Regions from separate parts of the Homo sapiens genome. Here regions 1 and 2 are each linked to region 3. A link is a loop called in an ENCODE intact Hi-C map of the cell type or tissue named here. Cell type or tissue: IMR-90. All regions are shown on one strand. Region 1 has its middle 15 kb from the start of RNF182. Region 2 has its middle 27 kb from the start of CD83. Region 3 has its middle 50 kb from the start of CD83.

Region 1 (8,000 bases), 160 kb before region 3:
AAACGATATTACTTAGCGCTGGTATATTTCTTTCTATTTTCTTTTCCATTAAGATATTTACCAAGCACATTTGAATGTATAATTTTATATTTTGCCATTTATCCTTAACATTATAACAGAGGCACACAAGGCGTTTTGCATCTTGTTTTTTTTCCATTTATTGTGATATCTTTGACATCTTGTCACATTGGCATATGTAGACTTACCTCATTCTTTTTAATAGCTGTATGGTATGAACATAACACAGTTTTTTTAATGAACACAATGTTATTTCATAGTCTTCTTTACCATTGAGATATTTACCAAGCATATTTAAATATTTAATTTTATATTTTTCCATTTATCCTTGACATTATAAGCATTTCATGTTATTTCATAGTCACAATATTATCACAATGTTGAATGGCTGTATAATATTTTATTGCAAATGGCAGTTTAACTCTTCTATTAATAATTTGGTTTGCTTCCAACTTTTTGCATTATATCGGTAATGTAACAAATATCTTCATGAGTAAAGTTTTTTTGTATTAAAGTTTACTGGGCTAAAGAATATAAACATTTGTAATGCTTGTGACACACAGTACTTCTCCAAAAGGATCATATTCAGTTTACATATAAAGTGTCATTTTAAACTTTCAGTTTAATTATTCTAATTTTAAATTTATTTATTATACTTATTTATATTTAAAACAAAATAAAACAAGCATTTCTTAAATTACAGATCATTGTCAACATTTTACATGGTGCCGAGATGTATAAAGTTTAAAGTGAGGCTGGGCGCAGTGGCTCATGCCTGTAATCCCAGCACTTTGGGAGGCTGAGGCAGCCGGATCATTTGAGGTGAGGAGTTCGAGACCAGCCTGACCACATGGTGAAACCCTGTCTCTACTAAAAATACAAAAATTAGCTGGGTGTGGTGATGGGCGCCTGTAATCTCAGCTACTCAGGAAGCTGAGGCAGGAGAATTGCTTAAACCAGGGAGGCGGAGGTGGCAGTGAGCCGAGAACGCTCCACTGCACTCCAGCCTGGGTGACAGAGTAAGACTCTGTCTCAAAAAATAAAAAATAAAGTGAAATTATCCCATAATGTTATTTCCCAATGTAATTACTGTTTATAGTTTATTGTATATTCTTCCAAAATTTTTGATATGCATATACTGACATTTATTGCAGTCATTCTCTGTATTAAAAACACGCATGGCGTTTTGCATCTTGTTTTTTTTTCCATTTATTGTGATATCTTTGACATCTTGTCACACTGGCATATGTAGATTTACCTCATTCTTTTTAATAGCTGTATGGTATGAACATAACACAATTTTTTTTATCCCATCTTTGATGGACAGTTGGGCTTGTTCCAAGTTTTTTCCTGTTACAGACAATACTGCAATGAGAGTTCATGTATATATGGTTTAATGAGCATTTACTGCTGTGAAAATGTGACTTTGGAAATTGTTGGCAAGATGATTCTCTCAGTGTGCTGAAACATACAATATTGAAACATCATTTAAAATTTTAAATTTGAATTGAGTCATTGTCATTAAAACCAGGTTAAAATCACAGTGATCTTTTCCTCTTATATAGGAATGAATCCTCTTGCTCCAGATGGAACATAAAGCTCCTTAAATTGAAATTCATTGCACGGGGGCTCTGATGGCCCTTAACAGATGGAAGAACAATCTCATTTGGGTGGTTATGTAATTCAGTGATTATCATGGAACCCTTCAGATACCATCAGACAGAAGGTGGACAGAGTGAGGCTCTGCGGCAAAGGCAGGTGCCATGGCTATAGATTCACTATACTTGTTTCTCTGCATTTATTTGCATCAATAAGACCAGAATCAAGATCTGAGCAGTATAACATGATCTGGTCTAATGACCAACTTTGGAATCTCAGAAATCAAACATTGGGATGCCAGTTGGAATTCAACTAGTTTCTAGTTAAACAACCTTGAGAGGGTCGTTCCATCTCTCTGAAAGCCTTATTTGTACAAGTATGCTAGACAATGCCTCTAGAAGGAGGTTATGATATTAATATTCATTCAATAGATATTAGTTGAGGATTATGTGGCAAGAACTTTTCTGGGTTCTAGAAATACAAGTGTCAATAACATAGATGAGAATCTATTTTTATTTTTCTCAAAGGTGACATTGTTACCTGCCTTAACTGAAAGTAATCAACTGATCTGCTTGGATTTAACCAACTAAGTTTAGCTTTTATGCATTGCATTTTCTTGGTAATGCAGGCTTGCACCAAGGCAGACTATTAGCCAAATCGAAAGATCCTGTTTGAGCTTATCTATTCAACAAAGTACTATTTCTCCTGCCTTATATTATGGCTAAATTTAGAACTCATCATTTCAACACACACTGAAACAAACCAACCTACCTTCCTTCCTTCCTTCCTTCCTTCCTTCCTTCCTTCCTTCCTTCCTTCCTTCCTTCCCTCCTTCCTTCCTTCCTTCCCTCCCTCCCTTCCTCCCCTCCTCCCTCCCTTCCTCATTCCCTTCCTCCCTCCCTTCCTACCTTCCTCCTGCAACAATGCCCAGAACAAGCATCAAGAGCAGCAACTGGCACATAGTAGTACAAAATAAATTTGATCGACTAGATTTCTACAAATATTTATTGTCTAAATTTCATGCAATAGAATGGCTGTGGGGTATACAAAGATAAATAAAATATAATTTCTACTTTCTAAGATCTCATACCTAGTTAAGAGATAGTTATAACAACCAGAAATATGCTGAATGTTTTAAGAATTATGTGCATAGGTCATCTACCTCCATATCTCCAAGTTAAGTTGCCATTTTCTCTTTTCATTGTTCTATTCGACCTACCCTAGACTTTTATCTACATTTGTCTAAAATTGGCACACCAGATAAATTAGGTTATCTAATTTATCTAAAATTGGCAGACCAGATAAATCAAACAACTTTGTGTGTGTGTGTGTTTTGGTGAATCAGAGATTACATTTTGTATCCTTTTCAAGAGAGTGTTTGTAGGCAGCATTGGTAAATGTTTTATACTTGTTTGCAAAGCTGGTATAAATATTTCAGGACACAATTGAGCTTTTCTCATTAAAGCCCATTTTTCTGTCTCTGTATGCAGAAGTTTCTAGCTGTGGAGAGAAAGTACTATTTAAAATAATTGTGAAGATCCTAATTCTATGGCAGCTGTGACAAATGGACCTTTTCTGCTCTATTAGGTTTTGATGAGCTTATTTTTAGTTAAAACAGTAACTTTTGTTACTAAAAAACTCTTAATTTGATCTCTATTTTCAAAATTTGCTCCCACTTAAAGTCTATACTGAGCTTGAAATCAGGATCCATTTATTTTTCAAACCAGTAGCACAATCTGCATCACAGTTCTCAGTCAGATTTGATATTTATAGTAGGGTTTCTAGATACCCTAAAGCTTCCGTCTGATATTTCTGCAAATTAGGAAAAACAGTGTGAATAAACAACAAGCTACTTTCTGTAGAGCGACATTTAAACGTAATGCAGGAATGGATGTGTGAAATTTTAATTTCCCCTTAGGTCACTTTTAATATTCTACCCATAGATGGCAGCAAGTGACCAGGCAGCTAAACCCCCAGGCCTTCTAGCCAGTCTTTATCAGGTGGATCTGTTGTAAAGCCACAAGAAAGGGAAAGCCATGGCTGAGAACAGATCCCATCTCTGGAGATTGTTTCATTCAGTCGTCTTAGATGGCTCTTCTCTTCAGATGTGGAGAACTTTGTTGTGTTTGGATTCTTCTTCTGAGGCTTAGGAGAAGTGTCCTTGTAGCACTGAAGGAATGCCTAAGGCCAATCAGAAAGGGCATGAGGCTGAGGGCTTCTCTGGACTGCTCAGTGCCTTCTGCCTTGGCTCCTTTATCTCTGAGCATGATGGAGTGGAAATTCCCCTGAAAATTCAGCCTTGCCTACGTGGTCCCTAGGAGTCTGGAGTTCCTTGCTCTTATTTTTCAACCTCTCAGCAAATTGTATTCTTGGGCAGCTCATATCTTGAATCCTGCTGTGCACCATTGGCCCCATGGGGTTGGAGGGTCAACCTGCAGGTGACTTTTAACAGGATAACCTAAGGTAGGCATAAACTGGTTGATGGGTATACATACATTTATTTTGTTCTTATTATTTCTTTAGCACCGTGTAAATACTTTATATACATCATCCTATTTGCTCCTCACAAGACCTCTACAAACTAGTTATTATGAATCTCGTTTGGCCAATGAGGAAATAAAAGTAAATTAATTTGTTTGAAGTCACAAACCCAGTGTAAACAGCTTTAGCTACTTTAAGGAGGCTGCTTCTTAGAATGTGGTAAGACTTGGATCACATTCTCAGCCAGTAGGTACAGATCACTACCATGTGCATAAGGAGTGATACACATGTTCCACAACCTTGAAGACTTTACAGTGAGAGGTTCTACACATAGAAAAAAGATAGAAAGCAGCAGAAAAATTTAAGAAAATCCAAATTATGATAATTGGAACTTCTGGAAGACACTGGAATAAAAGGGATGTCTTAGGGTTTTCAGGTTTTCATAGAAATGAAAGAAGCCAGAGTAGAAATGGAAGCTAAACAGGGGCCTGATCAAATTCAAGATGGAATATCCTACTCTTCCAGTTTCCCTTGAGTGGTGTAACATCAAGCACTTGGCTATCCTCAGCAAACTAACACAGGAACAGAAAACCAAACAACACATGTTCTCACCTATAAGTGGGAGCTGAACAATGAGAACACACGCACATAGGCAGGAGAACAACACACACTGGGGCCTGTGTGGTAGAGGGTGGGGAGAGGGAGAGCATCAGAAAAAAGAGCTGATACATGCTGGGCTTAACATTTAGGTGATGGGTTGATAGGTGCAGCAAACTACCATGGCACACATTTACCTGTGTAACAAACCTGCACATCCTGCACATGTACCCCAGAACTTAAAATAAAATAAAAAAGAAGTTGGCTAATAGCCTCACATTGTAAGGGCCAAGATATGGTGAACAGGATCCTCAAACTCTCATAGAAATCTAGGATCTGGATCTACTGTGGGTGTCTCTGACTGTATAAGGTCTCCTGAAGCATCAGGAATAGATAGTTTATAAGAATCCAAAGCTTACAAATGGCCAATAAGCACATGCAAAAATGCTCAACATCATTAGTCACTGGGGAAATGCAAATCAAAACCAAAATGAGATACTACTTCACACCAAGTAAGATGGCTAGAATCTAAAAGTCAGAAAACAAATGTTGGTAAAGATGTAGAAAATTGGAACCCTCATACACTGCTGGTGAGAATGAAAAAAAAACGCAGCCAGTTTGGAAAACAGTCTAGTGGTTCCTCAAATGATTTAACGTAGAATTACCTATGAAATTCTACTTCTAGGTTTATACCCAAAGAAAATGAAAAAGCATGTCCACACAAAAACTTGTACATGACTGTTCATAGCAGGATTACTCATAATAGCTAAAATGTGGGAACAACCCAAATGTCCATCAACTGTTGAATGGGTATATTCATACAATGTCATGAATGAAATACTGATTCACACTACAACATTTATGAACCTTGAAAACATGATGCTGAGTGAAAGAAGCCAGCCACAAGAGACCACATATTGTATCATTCCATTTATATGAAATCTCCAGAGTAGGCAAATCTGTAGACATGGAAAGCAGATTAGTGGTTGCCTAGGGCTGGGGGCAAAGTGTAGGAGGATCAGAAGGTGATAGCTAAAGGGTATAGGGTATTTTTTTGAGGTGATAAAAAACGTTCTGAAATTGATTGTGCTCATGGTTTTCCAACTCTGTAAATATACTGAAAACCATTGAGTTATACACTTAAAGTGGGTGAATTGTATGGCATGTGAATTATATCTCAAAAAAGTTGTTTTTAAAAAAAGAATCCATAATCAGCTACAGCTACTTAATGTAGAGCTTATTTGCCAGGTAGTATTCTAAGCACTTTGCATATGTTAACTCTTTTAATCCTCAGCACAATCTCACCAGATAGGTAATTTAATCTTGCCCATTTTACAGATGGAAAAACCAAGACACAGGGGTATGAAGAGTCTTGCCCAAGGTTACTTAGTTTACAAGAAAGGCCACATTAGAATCTCTTGTGTAAAACTGGAAGGGCTTCAGAAATTCTGCTCTTAATCATAGGCCATACTGCTTGTGAGAGAAGAGATCTGTGTGTGTGATCACCTCGTTAAACCCCCTTCATTTTATATATGGAAAAACAAGGCACGCTTAGGGTGGAGCTGCCATAGAGCCAAGGCTACTGCTCCTGGTTTGAGACGCAGTGGTATCATGTTAGCTAGGCACTAAAGGGTTAGGCAGGACAAACTCAGAGTCATTCACTTACACAGGGGACCATTTTTTCTTAGAAATTATTATTATTATTTTTGAACCTGGGATATGAGTCAGGTCAAAATGCATAGATGGTGGAGGGGGGGCTGTTAAAAAGAAGAAAATGAGGATGCAGGCAATAAAATTAGTTGGGGATTTGGGAGTTCATAGAAGTAAAGTGAAATAATATGCAAGCATGTCCATGAAATATTGCCTGTTTCATTTTTCATTATGTATTATCAGAAGATTTCAAGGGAACTAAATTTGTAGAAAGATCTTGCTTGAAGTCAGAATGGTTCTTTTTCTGTGAGAAACTATTAGGTGTTCCACATTCCTCTTCTGTGTCACCATTGTGTCTAAGGAGGAAGGGAGTGGATCCCAGGCTATGGAGACAGATGGGGAAGCAGAAACAAGCCTTGGCATTCTATTAAGTGACTTAAAGTTACAGAATATCGAAGAAAGCCTGAATTACCATATGATCACCATTGTTCCTCATAGTTATCTTTTTTTTTTTTTCTTTTTGTGAGACAGAGTCTTGCTCTGTCGCCCAGGCTGGAGTGCAGTGGCATGACCTCAGCTCACTGCAACTTCCACCTCCAGGGTTCAAGCAATTCTCCTGCCTCAGCCTCCTGAGTAGCTGGGATTACAGGCACCTGCCACCATGCCTGGCTAATTGTATATTTTTAGTAGAGATGGGGTTTTTCCATGTTGGCGAGGCTGGTTTTGAATTCCTGACCTCAGGTGATCTGCCCACCTCGGCCGCCCAAAGTGCTGGGATTACAGGCGTGAGCCACCGCGCCTGGCCAGTAGTTATCCTTCTTGTATTGTTATCTTCCCTAAATCAGCTTTCCACAAGAGTCCTCTGCTAGCTTTTGTGCTCCTCCTGTCTCTTTACAGTATTGGCAGTTAGTTTGCCCCAAGGTCCTCTGAGTTTTCTTTGAGGCTGAGCTATCTTTCTGTTCCCTGGCATTTCTGTCATCCTTCTTGAATTGCTCAATTGCGCTGTTCATTCCCCCTGCAGTCTCTTAAATGGCTCAAAATGGAGCACAGCTTCAAAGAGCACTCTGATATTTGTAGTCTTACATGTGATTTGTAACCTTGAAGGTTTCCCATGGAGGAATTTATATATCTGTGAGCAATGTTAGATTACAACATGTTCAAAAAGAACATTGCAGTAAACGTGTGAACGCCAAGACATGGGGGATGAGTAAATCCATGCAAAAGTAAATCAAATAAATTTGAGGTGAGAAAGAACAACAACAAAAATGAAGGACACAAGGTGGCATACTGTGAAGCAGTGATAAGAGATAAATGACAGCTGTAGTCAGGCTAGCAGGAAGTGATAAAGGTTGGGTGACTCAGTTTGAATGAATGAAAGCTGATGGTGATGGACAGATCGAGAGGAATTTTCCCACAAGTCAGGACAAGCCTCCACGTCAAATAATTATACATAAGCCCCTATTTAATTTGGCAATCAACATGAAAGCAATGAATAGTGATAGCCTTTCAGCTTAATTTAGGTGAGTGTAAGATAAGTGTTTTCGGTAACTGTGTATAAAAGTATCCAGGACAATAAAACAAGCTACAGCTTAAATCAAGTGGACAATCCTGGTCTTTTAGATTCAGCCTTTCATCATGATCCCTGTTGATGATGA
Region 2 (8,000 bases), 78 kb after region 3:
AAGATACCTTCAAGGGAATGTGATGGGTTGTGCCTGAGTGATGTGGGACGGGTGTGAATACGTCTTAGGGAAAAGGAAAAGGAATATAACATTGTTTATTGCCCCCAGAGCTTGATAAATCACACACGAGCCCCACTCTGTCCTTCGGAGACAAGACATTTCACTTGCAGACATATCTTTCTTCTTTTCCACTTTTTTATTTCATTCTCCCTGTGGGATCCCAGGCAGCGCACAGTGAGGCAACAAAGGACTATCAGGAAAACATCATCTAGGTGGGGTGTATTTGTTTCCATGGTTCCTGAGAAGTTAGGGTGAAGGAAGGAGGCAAAATGTGAGCAGTGGAAGCAAATCTTCTATTCTTTTCTTCTTTCAATGCATAAACACGTACAGTATCCCTCTGGGCGAGGGAGACAGACCTCACTTAGTGGTTCATTTAGATTCTGCATGAGAAGGAGATATTGTTTTATTCTTCATTATAAGAGGAGCTATTTCTTCAAATTGACCATTTCCTGTCCCCCGCCCCAACTCTTTGCAAAAGTAGCCTGTTTACAATCTACTCTTGTAGATTACAGTACTTAGTAGAGACAAGTAGAGAGAAATTCAGACATTGAAAAGCTTTGAGACATCCCACAGAGTTGGAATGCTTTTTTCAAAGGGAAAAAAATCTGTAAATGTGTATGTACCCAAAAGAGCCAGCTGGACAGCCCATAAACGGCTCCCATTCAGGAACAACAAAAGCCTATGTCAGAAGTCAAGGGACAGGAGGCTGAGAACTAATAATAATTTTGTACTTACACAGCAGTTTTCATCTGAAGACCTCAGAGTGCTTTATAAACATTAATTAAATTGCCCAACAGCCCTGTGAGATGGCTGTGTATCACTATTTCCAATTTGCAGGGGGTATAGGAAGGAGAAATGTATGCATGGAGTGAAGTTGGAACCAGGCCATACTACAATGCATGTGGATTGCGAACTCAGAAAAGGCACCGGGAATATCTCCCTTGTGAATCCAGGGCTCTGGTCAGGTGTACATAGTCCCTGCCAGGCCAAAGAGACAGTGTGATGACTCCCTCCCCAGCAGGACCCACTTTATGCATACAGTCAACTGGCCACCCACACCCGGGCTTGAAGGATGCTGGCATGATCTCCCCAGCAGGCTCATCACCACATGTTAGATTGCGGTCATTTCAGACTCATTCCTTTAGTGAGAATTGTGATGGCAAATCGGCTTCACCGCAGGTGTCAGCTCTGATTGCTGGTAGGTACAGCCAGGCCGGCTGCCTGGAGGATCGCTGTATCTAGTGTGCCTAGTAGAATAGGCCATGATTGATTATTGATATCTGGAAAAGGTAGTTGTTGTAGATTGAATTGTGTCTCAAGAAAAGATACGTAGAAGTCCTAATCCCTGGTACCTGTGAATGTGAGCTTATTTGGAAACAGCGTCTTTGCAAATGTAGGCAAGTTAGGATGAGATCATTCTGGATTAGGATGGGTGTCCTTATAACAAAAGTGAAAGGTGGAGACAGACACACAGAGAAGAGAAGGCCTTGTGAAGACAGAGGCAGAGACTGGAATCATACATCTACAAGCCAAGAAATGTTGAGGATTGCTGGCAACCACTAGAAGCTAAGAGAGAGGCCTGGAACAGATTCAGAGGGAGCATGGCCTTTGCTGACTCCTTGATTTCAGACTTCTGGCCTCTAGTACTAAGAGAGAATACATTCCTGTTGTTCTAAGCCATCCGGTTTCAGGTACTTTGTCATGGCAGCCCTAGAAACTAATATAATAATCTGAATATTGGAAAGCTTTCAAATGCAGGATTGTTAAAATGATCACTCATTTAAAAACACACCCTACCATCTTGATAACTGAAGGAAGGTTTCCTGGAGGGACTGGGCTGTGACTGTGGTGTGCTCCAGCTGGAGATGAGGTCAGAGTGCAATGGTGGTGACAGGGACATCACAGCGATCCTCTGGCATGGCAGGTGTTGATGGTTCTCAGACACTTAGATGTTTTGGCAGGTCAATCCTGTCTTAACATGTTGAATTGCACTTGTGCAAATGCATTTAACACATTCCATTTCTTAATCCCCACAATAAATCAGAAAATCAAAGAATGCACCCAGAAGCCAGTGGTGCTAGATCAAGTGTAGCAAAAGGAAAAAAATCTTTAGACATTAAGACCCAAAGTCTGGAAATACCATTCATCTGGCATGGGTGAGGTTGCAGACGTTCGTGGTAAGAGATTATATGTGGTATTTATCTTTAGTCTTACCCTTTTCAGGCTCCTTTGAAAAAAATGCAAACAGGCCCCAGAGGGGGTAACACATAATAAGGTAGAAAGATGGTGGCTGACACACTGGTGTGAAAAAAATATAGTCTTTGGAGTCAGTCAATGTGAATTAGAATCCAGGTGACTCAATTTACTCATCTGGTAAATGGGTATGATATTCTCATAGATTTGTTGTGAGAACTAAATGCATTGATATTTGTGTAAAGGTGTGGTGTGCAGTATGTGTTAAATTATCAGTAGCATTTGCTTCTGCTCAATAAGTAGTTTTCTTCTTTTGGAGCATGGAAGCTGATGATATAGGCCCGGCAAGCTGGAGGAGGGGCAGAAGGCGAGGCTGGGAGAGATGGCTCCATTGAAGGAGGCTGCATAATTGAGCCTGCCATTGGACTGTGGCTTGGAGAGAAGTTGCTGCCTACTCTACGTGGCTTTAGTTAGCCCCTCCCAGGATTTCCCTGGGAAGATTCTCCTTGTCTAGGGTCACCCCCGAGAGCTCCTGGCAGCAGCAGCAGCAGCAGCCTGTCCACAGTGGGCCAACAGTAGGCAGTGGGGCTTCTTCCTTCTCTGTCTCTTCTCTCTAAGGTAGGGTTCATCTTCTGGGGAACCAGAAATGCGGAGCAACAGGGAGGCAGCTCGAGTTGTGGATGGATCCTCTTCACAGGCTGAGAGCAAAGCAATATAAAGAAAGCAAGAAGTCACTCCTCTTAGACTAGGCCAAACATCGGCATCAGCTGAACCCAAAGGAGGTGAAATCAGCAACCTTACTTTCTTTGAAAGTGATTTCCAGGCTGGGCACAGTGGCTCACGCCTGTAATCCCAGCACTTTGGGAGGCCGAGGTGGGAGGATCACTTGAGGCCAGGAGTTCAAGACCAGCCCAGGCAACATGGCGAGATCCTGTCTCTACAAATAATAATAAAAAAAAATAGCCAGACATGGTGGCGTGTGCCTGTTGTCCCAGCTACTTGGGAGGCTGAGGCAGGAGGATCCGTTGAGCCTGGGAGGTTGGGGCTGCGGTGAGCTATAAGTAACAGTCATAATGAGTGCATCATACCACTGCACTCCAGCCTGGGTGGCAGAATGAGACCCCTGTCTCAAAAAAAAAAGTGACCTCTGAACCCCCCTTATATTTTTAACCCGAATTTACCCAGACACAAATGATCTTTGCCAAATAACTCATTATATTTTCATTTTTTAAAACAAATCCTAACAAATTTTGAGTATAACTTTATTTCTCCAGGCTCTTCATGACCAAGGACATGAGTAACAACCCTGATAAAAATAAAATTATCCTTGACGCTGCATTTCCCCACCAAATAGGGCTGGTGTCCCGCGCACAGGCCCCATTCTTGTGGGCCTCCATGGCTCTCCTTGGCCCTTGGCCCCCCGTCAGTGTTGTATTGTTGGTCTGGCCACTGCTGCTGTCTGTGCTGCCACCTGGTGGATGGGTTAAGCAACTGCTTCCCCCATCCCTCCTGCTCAGGCTGACTTGCTGCTCCCAAGGCTGCGGCCGCTGGGCCCCTGGGAGTCGTAAAGGCCTCTCTTGCCAATAAAACCTCCCTACATAATAAGCTAACTTCTTGCGTTTCTTTCAGTTCCTGGAATTGGGGCATTTTCCACCACCCCAGTGCCCCATTCAAAAACATCTTGCCCCCAACATTAGCCAAAAACCACAGCAGGGGCCAGACACAACTGTTGTCACTACAGGAAGATGCCCTGCCCACGTGGGACTTCACAGGTTGTACAGCCTTTCTCTGTCATCTTTGTAACTCTTAATCCCAGAACAGGCTTGACCCACCAGGTTCAGTCTCCCAGTAATCTTCCCTAGGAAGCCTGTGGAGGTTGGTTGCCATATAGCTTAGATTTGGGGTGGAAGGGGGCATCTGTAATTTCAAATTTCCCTTCCCACTGCATGAATCTTTTTGTTCAAATAACAAGGTCAGCCTATTTTCTGCTCATGTGCACTAGAGTTCCTGATGAGCCCATCGCTTAGGGCAGTGTTTTCTTTCCCTCGGGCTCTTATAACCTCCCTTCCCCACAAGAATGTGGGAACAAGTGACCAGCCACCTCCTTCAGCTTCAGTCTCTGCATGTCCTTCATGGCCCTCCCAAGAGCTAGTTCAGAATAGCAGCAGGTCGACTGGGATGCAGCCCGGTAGGCCCGCTCTCATGGTTGCTCTGGTCCTCAGGACTGGGTAGGAGCAGAGGAGAGAGGAGAGGAAGAGGTGTGCCTTAGTTTCCTCTTCTCCTCCCTGCCTCCTTGCCTAAATCATGCAAGCTGGGAGTGGGATGCTCTCACCTGGCTCCTTTATTCTCATAAAAATCCCGTTGTCCCCAGTGCCAGATGCTGAGTAAAGAGAAAGCCAGGTCAAGCCTCAACCATAATGAACAGGAAGCAAGAGCAGCCTGGAGGTTCTGGGCACAGAAAAGGGATTGGTGCAGAGAAGAGAAGAGGTCCTATGTGGCAGGTCTTTGCTGGGGAAAGGGTGCAGTACACACGTGGGGAGCGTGAGCTTCGCACCAGGCACTTTGCATCCGTTAGCTTTTCCCCACTTTATGGATTAGATAACTGAACCTCAGAGAAGTCAGATAATGTCCCAAGGTCCCATGGCTAATGTGTGGAGCCAGGATCCAGACTCACGTCTGCAGATCTATTTGATTTCCATGCTCTGGCTTTTGCTGCTAAACCCTCCTCCTCACACTGGGGGAAGAATGCGTGTGCTTCTGGGAACATGTGTGCAGAAGAAGCCTGGCCACCTTCTCCTGACTACTGCCCCTCCGTGCCTCTGATCATGTTACCATTGGTGTACTTTCCAACCAAATATTTGCAGTCATCTCTGAGGTGGCAGAGATGGCACCAGTGTGCCCACATCTGGGAGGACTCAGGCTGCGTGACCACTGGCACAGGATCCAGGCTCGTCCCTTGTCCACTACAGACCCCAGATGGCCTGAATCAGATGCTCTTGGCAGGGAAGAGCGTGAGCAAAATGGCAACCAGGCCTGAGAGGGTCCCCCAGACACAGCCCTGAGTTCTGTCTCTCTGGAAAGGCCGATTTGTGCAGCAAGCTCTTGGGAGGTAGATAACCCAGTCTGACAAGCGACCTTGAAAGAATTACAGCAATAATATTTTCAGTTGGTTGGGCCAATCTTGGCCAATTTCTCCAGAGCGTTAGGTGCGAACGTCAGTCTGGGACTCCACATTGCTCATGCATGTGTTTGCCGTGTCCCCTTTGCTGTTTTAAGTGTTTATCCTGTGGCTTGTACAAGCGACATCGCTCTCTTCCCTGGTGAGAGCCAGTCTCCAGGCCTCCCTCCCCCACACTCTGCTAGAAGTGCAGCGAAGCAATGAGAACAAGGATCTTGTTCCAAGCCCACTGAGCAAGTGCTAGCATTTAGTGACCTTCTGCACCAGTAATTCGGTCCTTCGGGGATTGAAATTGATTTTCCTCCTTTCTGTGTGTGAGCACAACCCAAGTGCACAGCTCTGTTATGAATGCTGATCTCAGGTGTGTATTTAAAGGTGAACAGCAACACTCTTGAAGACAGAAATGAGAAAAGTTGTTTGCATAGCCTCTGTGAATGGACGGGATGTCTGCTCCAAAGACTGGCTTTGAATTTCTCCAAGCCCTTTTGTGTGTATGTGCATACATGTTTGTGTGTGTGTGTGTGTGTGTATGTGTTGGGGTGAGGTAGGGTGTCCAAAACTGTAAGTGAACACATGTAAAACTACTCAAATTCCTTCCCATGAAGCTGGTCCAAGAGTGGGGTGTTTGTCTCTGGCACGAGATTTAAGAAGGTGTCCAAAGAGTCAGTACTCAAGATTAAAATGTTTTAATGCTGTATTTTTTTAAAAATCCAAGTGAATGGAATGATGAGCAAAATCTGCAAATTTTAAATAAGTAAACAACCAGCATTACTAATTTTTTTCTTTTGCTTCAGGCTCCAGTACGGCTTGGCAGGGCACCTTTTTGTATAACATTTTGATATTTTATTCATCATGGATTTTTCTATGTTCATTTTAATTTTTGCAATATTGGAAATATTCTAAACATTTAGAAATATTGGAAATATTTTATATCTTGATCGCTGAGTTTTCTGGGATCCCCTCATGGTTTGCATCCCAGGTGAATTGCCTCTTCCTAGTCCCAGCCCCCTTTAAACCTTGCCTGAGTCAGGGGTAGGACTGATTTGAGACTGGCCAAAGACACTAGCTCCGTTATTTCCCACTAGTCGAAAGGCGTTGTTGAACTATTCCTCTAGTTAGTAACTGTTAAAGCCCAGATGGCATTCATATTTTGGCCTTTGCTCTGTCACAGCTCAAGTCATCGTCAGTGCCAAGTAGAAGAAGTAAAGGAGGCTTAGTTCTCTTGGGGGGAGTGCCAATTTTGTAGACCTTGATGGTCCAAGAACTGCCCAGGCCATGAGAAGATACAATGAGGGCTGTGGTAGAAGCACAAGTTTAATTTTGATGCCCAGCCCTAGCTGACGAGGTTTGTAGAGGAGCCTCAACCTCGTCTCCCACCTTGTCCAGCTCATAGCACACACTTGGCTGTGCACCCAGCGTACCCCCACATTCCCACCGTACGTGAATCATCATCCCCAGTGTGTCCCCCAGTGACAGGCTGCACAGGTGTGATATTCATAGCTGCCGTTTGAGGATGTAGACGGGTGACTGCTGGTGTTTCTGGAAAAGCCAGCTATTTCGTAATTGTAAAATTGACCTCTACTCCACAGCTTCACTGCACACTGGAGTATTTCCTGGCAGATCCATCTAACCCAAAATGAGATTACATTTCCTGGCAAGAAGTGGGCAACTGGTTTAAAATCTCACAGCAACCGCATGGCTCAACTTGCAATATTTCTTTACATTCACTTACCCAGGTCTTTCTGGGTCTATTAACTGGCAAGGTTAAAGGGGCAACATTGGGAGCTTGGGGTCCTACCTTTTGAACCAAGAGGTCAGTGAGAGACGGCCTGACTCTGTTAGTTTTAACTTTTCCTCTCAAACCTATTCTCCCTCCCCCATATGCCTTTCTTCAGGAGCTGTCGTCCTCACCTGGACCCAACCAGTCATTCCCAGTGTTACCTCCTTCATTATTTAGAGCCCCTCTGCTGCCAGAGCGATCCTGTTCCAGTGCTGGTTTGGCCATGCCATTTCACTTTTTTAGAGCCTTCTGGTCTCCCACCCTCACTGGAATTCTGCCCACCTCCCTGCTCAGGGCTCATGCTCTCCCTGCCTGGTTGTTTGCAGTTCAGTCTCAGCCTCTGCGGCTTTGCACACATCATACCTCCAGTCTCGCTCCAGTCTCCTGCCTGGGGGTGACTGCCTGAGCTCTGCCCAGGCAGCATGGTGGTGGGGTCTTAGGGTCCAGCATCTGGGCTTTTTACTCCTTGCCCTGATGTCAGCGGGGCACCAGCCCCTGCCCTCTGACCTGCCTGGTAGCCTCGAGCCTGGAGCTTGTCCATGTCATCCCCCAAATAAGACCCCTGCATATCCTGGTGGCAGTGGGCATGGGGACCAGTTACCCCACTGGACAAGTTGGGAAGTCTTACTGCCTCTTTTGTGACATCTAATCAATCTTCCTGATTGATTCAATGCCCTGTCTCCCACCTTCAATGACACTCTAGCGGGGCCTGTAATTCGTGAATCTGTCTGGGGTTCTAGAGAGCAGATGAGCTTATTTAGCATCGGTAACCCCTTTGCTGCAAGCACT
Region 3 (8,000 bases):
CTGTAATCTCAGCACTTTGGGAGGCCAAGGCAGGAGGACTGCTTGAGGCCAGGAGTTTGAGACCAGCCTGGGCAATATAGAGAGACCCCATCTCTATAAAACATAACAAAATTAAAAAATTAGCTAGGTGTGGTGGTGTGCACCTGTAGTCCCAGCTACTTGGGAGCCTGAAGTGGGAAGATCATTTAAACCTCTGAGTTTGAGGCTGCAGTGAGCTATGATCATCACTGCACTCTAGCCTGGGCAATGGGGTCTCAAAATAAGCAATAGAAAATAAGAAGAAGGCACAGTCTTTCCTCCACAGTATCTAGAAAGCAAAAAATAAACATATTTCTCAGCTAATAAACTACACAGCAATCTTGAGATAATATATTTTCAGCTTTCCACATTAATTAATTGGTTAACCTCTAAAGCAAGTTGGTATTCTTCCTAACATCTTTTGGGGAAATGACAAAAGCAAATTCAATTTAGAATCTTATAAACTTTTATTCTTTTTTGTTGGTTTGGCACAGACACATTTCTTTTTTCTTTATAACTTCTATTATTCTCTTGGAAGGGCCAGGTTTTCAAATCAGAGGCTGACATCACAGTTTGCAGCTCCTGCCAAACAAAAGTTTCCGATGGAGAATATTTGCAAATTTGACCACTGATTTAATTAAAAACGTTCCCAAGAAGTGTAAAAGAACAAGTTTTCAGATCTTTATTTGCAATTGTGAAGCAGTCTGGAAGCTTGAGCCGTGATATCTACCTTTAGTACTTCTTAGGAAGCTCAAAGCATGCAGCCTCCTGAGAGTGGAAAGCTTTCATCCTTTCTTTCCTCATTCAACCTCACCATTGCTTTTGGAAAGCCACATCTGCTGGAATATAGGGGTTAAAATTCTGTCTTCCCCTAGTCACAGGGGTAAAAATTTTCACAAAATTAATAATAATAATAATAATAATAAATAATGGGGGGCTGGGCATGGTGGCTCACGCCTGTAATCCCAGCACTTTGGGAGGCTGAGGCAGGAGGATCACCTGATGTCAGGAGTTCAAGAGCAGCCTGGCCAACATGGTGAAACCCTGTCTCTATTAAAAATACAAAATTAGCCGAGTGTGGTGGCACATGCCTGTAATCCCAGCTACTGGGGAGGCTAAGGCAGGAGAATTGCTTGAACCCAGGAAGCAGAAGTTGCAGTGAACCAAGATCATGCCACTGCACTCCAGCCTGGATGACAGAGGAATACTCATTCTCAAAAATAAATAAATAAATAAAGAATGGGAAGAGAAGAGAGAAGATAATTGAAGGACACCCAGAAACCTTTCCCATCATGTCAGAAATTTACCAGCTACATGAACATTTGCTTCCGAGACAGTATCTGCATGGATCATATCAACTGACTAATCTTCATGGGAATAATTCTTTTTGTAAACCTTTTTGCTTTCTAAGGAATCCACTTGAAAGAAAAGATCTTGGATACAATGGCCCCTTACTACAGTTCTGTGAGGTGTTACGGAAATGTAATCATATCCTCCATCAGTGATTTAAGGGAGTACAGTAGTGAATTATTTTGTAAAGTGTAGAATTTTCTTCCTACTTGAAGAGTCTCTCACTCACTTTTGATTTTTAAGTTTGGATTTTCATGTATTTGTCTCAAAGTCAGAGACATAAATCAACACATGACCCCAAAGGAATACTGGAGGACTACACAAGGGTCTCTGGCAGAGCAAATCTGTTCTGATTCCACACCACCCATCTTCACTCACGACAGAGTCGCAGCGTGGGACAGTGCCTCCGTTCCTATAAAGAAAGGCCACTCTCAGTGTGTTCGGCTGTGCTGTCATGCACTACTACACATATCCCAAGAACCCCAGATACTGAAAAAAGAGAAGTTGCTTTCCCAAAACAGAGTTTTTTCCTATGATCAGCTCATGATCATCTCTCTCCCTTTATCTTTCTTAACCCTAAAAAACCAGTTTTACTATTCATCCATCCTAACAAGGTAAATTAGCCAAGACCTTACCACACCTCCTTTACACTTTCATCTTCCCCCTTTTAGCTGCCTTTAGCAGCCTTATGGATGGGGTTTCACATCTCCCTATATTCTGTACAGGCTGTGTGTGTGCATGCATGTGTGTCCCTGTGTGTGTGTATCTGTGTCTGTCTCTGTGTCCCTCTGTGTGTATATCTGTGTGTTTCTGTGTCCCTGTGTGTATGTATCTATGTCTGTCTCTGTGTGTGTGTGTGTATCTCTGTCTGTGTGTGTGTGTATTTGTGTGTGTGGGGGGGGGTGGGTATGTGTGGTGTGTTTCTCTGTATTCCTTTTCATTTCTCCCTAGGTGGCTGTGCCCAGATCGCCTCTCTACTCCTTCAGATAAAAAGCAAAGGGCTTTGGGGAGGCTGAGGCAGGAGGTTCACTTGAGCTCAGGAGTTAGAGACTAGCCTGGGCAACATAGTGAGACCTCGTCTCTCCAAAAAACTTTAAACAAAAACTTGAAAAAGCAAAGAGCCTTGGGTAATAGTGACAGTAGTCACAGCTAGCGTCCACATGCAGCTTCCTGTGTATGCATCAGGCAGCTCATCACCTGTATATCTGTGGACCACTTTAATCCTCATCACAACCATACGAAGGTGGAACTATTAGTCTCATTTTACAGATGAGGAAATGGCTACGTAAACTCTTGTAAAGAAATCCAGACAAGGCCGGGTGCGGTGGCTCACACCAGTAATCCCAGCACTTTGGCAGGTCTTGGCGGGTGGATCACTTGAGGTCGGGAGTTCGAGACCAGCCTGGCCAAAATGGTAAAACCCCTTCTCTACTAAAAATACAAAAGTTAGCCAGGCATGGTGGTGCGTGCCTGTAATCCCAGCTACTCGGGAGGCTGAGGCAGGAGAATAGCTTGAACCTGGGAGGTGGAGGTTGCAGTGAGCCAAGATTGCACCACTGCACTCCAGCCTGGGCAATACAGTGAGACTCAGCCTCAAAAAAGAAAAAAAACAAAACAAACGGAAACAAAACAAAAAAGAAATCCAAAGGAATGAATAATGAACAATACACTGTCCCTCAAATGTGCTCTCCCCTCAGGCTCACGTTCTTCAGTATATACACATATGCTTACTATATGTGACTACTGTAGTACTATACATTACTACTGTGTCTTAGCTCATTCACCTTAGAGACAAATGGATAGTAAAATTATTTTTTTTTTAGAGTTAGGAAAGGAAAAAAGAAGAGGAGAGGGGTCATGAGTTGATTATATAAACAAACCTTGTTTTGAAGAAGTAGCTTCTCTTATCTCAATGTGTGTGTGTGTGTGTGTGTGTGTGTGTGTGTGTGTGTGAGAGAGAGAGAGAGAGAGAGACAGAGAGAGACAGAGACAGAGTATATGTAGAGCACAGGTTTGGAAAAATCCCTATACCATAAAATATTTCATTGCATCCTTCATGTAATGTATTCATGAGCCTGTAGCTTTCCTTCCTTCCTCCAAGGTAGTCACAGGGGACAACAGTCGTGAGTTGACCTGCTCACAGAGTGTCTAGATAGCGCTGGCACCCAGTAATCCCATTAAAATTTTCCTTAAGGTTCTCTTCCACCTCAAGCCTCAAGACTTGAAACTTGGCAGCCTGCTACCTGGTAAAGCACACATCTTCATGGTACATTACTGCCACCTAGAGCTGATATATTGAAACACAGATTCTAGATAAAGCAAAACTGAGAACAAAGCAAAATAAAAAGTCACGCCCAGCCCTGTCCTAAAGCAAGCTGTTTTAGTCCAAGCAGTTTAGATTAAAAATATAATGGACTTTAAGATGAAATTCCTTTCTTCAAGACGTCCAACTTCCTATCTCTGTAAGTGGGTTACCATCCAATAATATTCAAATTAAAAAGCTCAAATGTAGTAGCTGTCAAAATAAGGAAGAAGGAATTTGAGAGAGAGAGACAGGGAGAGAACATGTTTTGAAAAATAAACCTTTGCAGTTGTAGCCATCATTTGAAAGATGAGGAAACTGAAGCTCAAAGCTGTAACGGATTTCTTTTTTTTTTTCTTTTTTTGAGACAGAGTCTTGCTCTGTCTCCCAGGCTGGAATGCAGTGGTGTGATCTCAGCTCACTGCAACCTCTGCTTCCCAGGTTCAAGCGATTCTCCTGCCTCAGCCTCCCAAGTAGCTGGGATGACAGGCGCCCGCCACCATGCCAGGCTAATCGTTTGTATTTTTAGTAGAGACAGGGTTTCGCCGTGTTGGCCAGGCTGGTCTTGAACTCCTGACCTCAGGTGATCCACTTGCCTTGGCCTCCCAAAGTGCTGGGATTACAGGCGTGAGCCACCACACCCTGCCTGTACCAGATTTCTTGAGTTCAAATCACTAGCAAGCAGTTCTGGCAAGATGGAATACAGGGCTCTGGTTTTTTATTCCAAAATGAAATCATAACACAGAATCAGCGTAAGCCTTAACATAACTCCACAATTAGTGGTGGCCTTCCAACTGCTCCACCCACAGTCCTGGGGGGGGGTGTGTCCATGTGCTGTTCTGTGTGAAGGTCACCCTTGGTAAGATCTGGTGGCTTTGGGATTCATTCCTGGGAGCAGCGTTGGGTATACACCCATCTGTGCACATCCTCTCCGCCAACCAGCAGATGCTTGTCAGATAGTGGCTGAGGTTAGAGGGCAAAGTCTGTGAGTGGAGACCCTGATCTACAAGGGCAGAGACCATAAAACAAGCTTTATTATACCGTGTTCTCACCCACCATTCCTCAATCTGGGAGGTGTAAGGAAGCTGTTCTTGTTAAGTGAAGATGTGGCCCAGATGGAGGAAAGGAAGGAGAGTCTGTTTTGTGATCTTTCTTGTGCTTGGACGTCACTGGAGAAGTCTATAGACCTATTCTTAAAATAATGGTTTCAAATGCATAAAAGGAAATACATGGGATTGTAAAGGAAACCAATTATGGGCAAGCGAAGTAACCACATTCTTTAAAAATATGTGATATTATGTGTCTTAGTCATCTTGGCTACTATAACAAACAAGCTGCCCACAGACTGGGCGGCTTAAGCAACAGACAATGATTTCTTATAGATCTAGAGGCTAGAAGTCCAAGATTACGATGCTGGTGAGAGACAGGACTAGCTGGATTTCCTAGGCTGACTAAGAATCCCTAAGCCTAGCTGGGAAGGTGACCGCATCCACCTTTAAACACAGGGCTTGCAACTTAGCTCACACCTGACCAATCAGGTAGTAAAGAGAGCTCACTAAAATGCTAGTTAGACAAAAACAGGAGGTAAAGAAATAGCCAATCATCTATCGCCTGAGCACGGAGGTGGGGGGACAGTGATCAAGATATAAACCCAGGCATTGGAGCTGGCAACGGCAACCCGCTTTGGGTCCCCTCCCTTTGTATGGGAGCTCTGTTTTCACTCTATTAAATCTTGCAACTGCACTCTTCTGGACCGTGTTTGTTACGGCTCGAGCTGAGCTTTCGCTCACTGTCCACCACTGCTGTTGGCCACTGCCGCAGACCCGCCGCTGACTTCCATCCCTCCGGATCTGGCAGGGTGTCCGCTGTGCTCCTGATCCAAGGAGGCGCCTGTTGCCACTCCTGATTGGGCTAAAAGTTTGCCATTGTTCCTGCACGGCTAAGTGCCCGGGTTCCTCCTAATGGAGCTGAACACTAGTCGCTGGGTTCCACGGTTCTCTTCCGTGACCCACAGCTTCTAATAGGGCTATAACACTCACCGCATGGCCCAAGCTTCCATTCCTTGGAATCCGTGAGGCCAAGAACCCCAGGTCAGAGAATAAGAGGCTTGCTGCCATCTTGGGAGCGGCCCCCCCGCATCTTGGGAGCTCTAAGAACAAAGACCCCTGGTAACACTGGCAGATTTGGGTTTTGGTGAGGGCCCTCTGTCTGGCTTCACAGTGCCACCTTCTCCCTGGATCTCCACATGGCAGGGAGAGAGAGAGAGAGGAGTGGGGAGAGAGAGAGGACGGGGAGAGAGAGGTCTGGTATCTCCTCCTCTTCTTATAAGAGCACCAATTCCATCATAGGGACTCCAACCTCCTGATGCCATCTAAACCTAATCACCTCCCAAAGTTCCCACCTCCTAAATACCTTCACATTGGGCGTTAGTACTTCAACATATGACTTTGGAAAGGGGGGACACAAACTTTCAGACCTAATAACCACCATACTTGTGAAGGGGTGATGAGCATAGCTGGTATTTTGAGGTATCTGCCACAAGGAAAGAGAACATGAAAATATTGACAATTTCCTGTAGTGACAAAGTCTCAGGAACTTGGTATGCTATTGTGATTTGTTGCTTATGTACATAATTGAGGAAATGCTAAATTTCAGTAGGAAGTTAGTAAAAATAAGTATGTAATTTTCTCTCACCCATATTCGCAGACCCTGATTGTGACAGTTAATACTCAGTGTCAACGTGATTGGATTGAAGGATACAGAGTATCTCCCGTAGACTTCTCCAGTGAGGTCCAAGCACAAGAAAGATCACAAAACAGACTCTCCCTCTTTTCCTCAAAGATACAAAGATACAAAGTATCCTGGGTGTGTCTGTGAGGGCGTTGCTAACATTTGAGTCAGTGGGCTGGGAAAGGTAGACCCACCCGTAATCTGTGGCGGCACAATCTAATCAGCTGCCAGCTCAATTAGAATATAAGCAGGCAGAAAAACGTGAAAAGAGAGGCTGGCCTAGCCTCCCAGCCTACATCTTTCTCCCTTGCTGGTTGCTTCCTGCCCTCGAACATCGGACTCCAAGTTCTTCAGTTTTGGAACTCGGCCTATTGTGGGACCTTGTGATTGTGTGAGTTAACACTTAATAAACTCATATATATATATATATATATACACATATATACGTATATATATATATACACATATATATACATATATATGTGTGTGTGTGTGTGTGTGTGTGTGTATATATATATATATATATATATATATATATATATATGAGTTCTGTACCTCTAGAGAACCCTGACTAAAAACTGATATTCTGTCCGTGGGCCTTAGTTTATGAACCTCTGCCTTAGAGAATTCAGCAAACTTATTGGTTTGTAGTCAGCGGGATACAAGGAGTTTTGGAGCATGCTGCAATGGACTGTATTAAATAGCCCTGACAGGGTGCTGAGAGAGACAACTGTGATTGTGTGGGCAGGAATTGTCACACAAGCCGCCCCTGGCCGCAATATTCATCTTCCCCCAGCCATTTCTGGAATGGAGGACATGGATCAATTGTAAGGTCTATCCTAAATCCAGTGTCCTTTTCTCACTGCATGGCCTTGGGTGAAAGGGTGAAAAAGAATGTTAGCAGGTTGCGTCAGCCTCCTGGCCAGAGACCTCTGACTCCAATAGCGAGCTCTGCTTTTTTTTGTTGTTGTTATCTTCCTGGATATATTAGGAAATCCACAGATTTGTGTTCCTTAGGGAAACAGTTAATTTCTAGTGTTCAAGGCCAAATGAATCCTTTCATAAGTAGAGTAAAAGTTAAAATTCAAAAGGGGAGAGGTAGAAATAGTTGGGAGGGTGTCAAATCTCAATAGAAACATCTTTCCAAACTAGAAGCATTTTTTCTTGAACATTTTCAGTATCTAAACTAGTAAAAGATGTCTCAAAATATCTTTTCAACCTTGTTAAGGAAAACCATTGACCAATTCTAGAGGGACTATTTTAAAGCCATTTCTTTGAGTCCATCCTGAAATTAAAACACTCAGGGAGATGTTCTAATTAAACTTTCTAATAAAAAAGAAAAATGCCCCATATCACTTCATTTAGATGCTTCTCCTGCCTCCAAGTTAATAGTGTCATTGGTACCTTTTCAACATATGAGAGCTTAGGCTCACGGAAGGCCTCTAGTGCATGTACACCTGATGTTCACTGTGGTCAGATGTCCACAATGTGGCACTTCTGCAACAGGCATGCTTATGTGCTGGGGGTGGGGAGGGAGGATGATGACTATGCTGGGGAGGAAGGTGGGCTCCTGGCTGCAGGCACATTCAGAAAACTGTCC

The links. A loop is a pair of places that touch in the nucleus more often than their neighbours do. Peaks named below come from ENCODE experiments on the same cell type or tissue, not always from the same donor. Only the 100,000 strongest peaks of a DNase experiment are listed, where the experiment ranks them.
Region 1: a loop joins it to region 3, with 8 times the contacts of the local background. A loop is called at or near these places in 92 of 110 quality-filtered maps.
Region 2: a loop joins it to region 3, with 2.9 times the contacts of the local background. A loop is called at or near these places in 13 of 110 quality-filtered maps.

Annotation. Positions count from the first base shown.
Region 1 is chr6:13,905,492-13,913,491 of GRCh38, forward strand. No RefSeq gene overlaps it. Among named protein-coding and RNA genes, the nearest start is that of RNF182, 15 kb to the right of the region's middle. RefSeq lists a cis regulatory region at 7,474-7,835. In IMR-90, a CTCF peak has its summit at 3,564; a DNase peak (open chromatin) is centred at 3,590; H3K27me3 peaks cover 345 bases.
Region 2 is chr6:14,141,078-14,149,077 of GRCh38, forward strand. No RefSeq gene overlaps it. Among named protein-coding and RNA genes, the nearest start is that of CD83, 27 kb to the left of the region's middle. In IMR-90, a CTCF peak has its summit at 3,730 (motif pointing left); a DNase peak (open chromatin) is centred at 3,714; H3K27me3 peaks cover 2,852 bases.
Region 3 is chr6:14,063,348-14,071,347 of GRCh38, forward strand. No RefSeq gene overlaps it. Among named protein-coding and RNA genes, the nearest start is that of CD83, 50 kb to the right of the region's middle. RefSeq lists a silencer at 6,217-6,318. In IMR-90, a CTCF peak has its summit at 3,658 (motif pointing left); DNase peaks (open chromatin) are centred at 3,634 and 5,004; H3K27ac peaks cover 629 bases; H3K27me3 peaks cover 143 bases.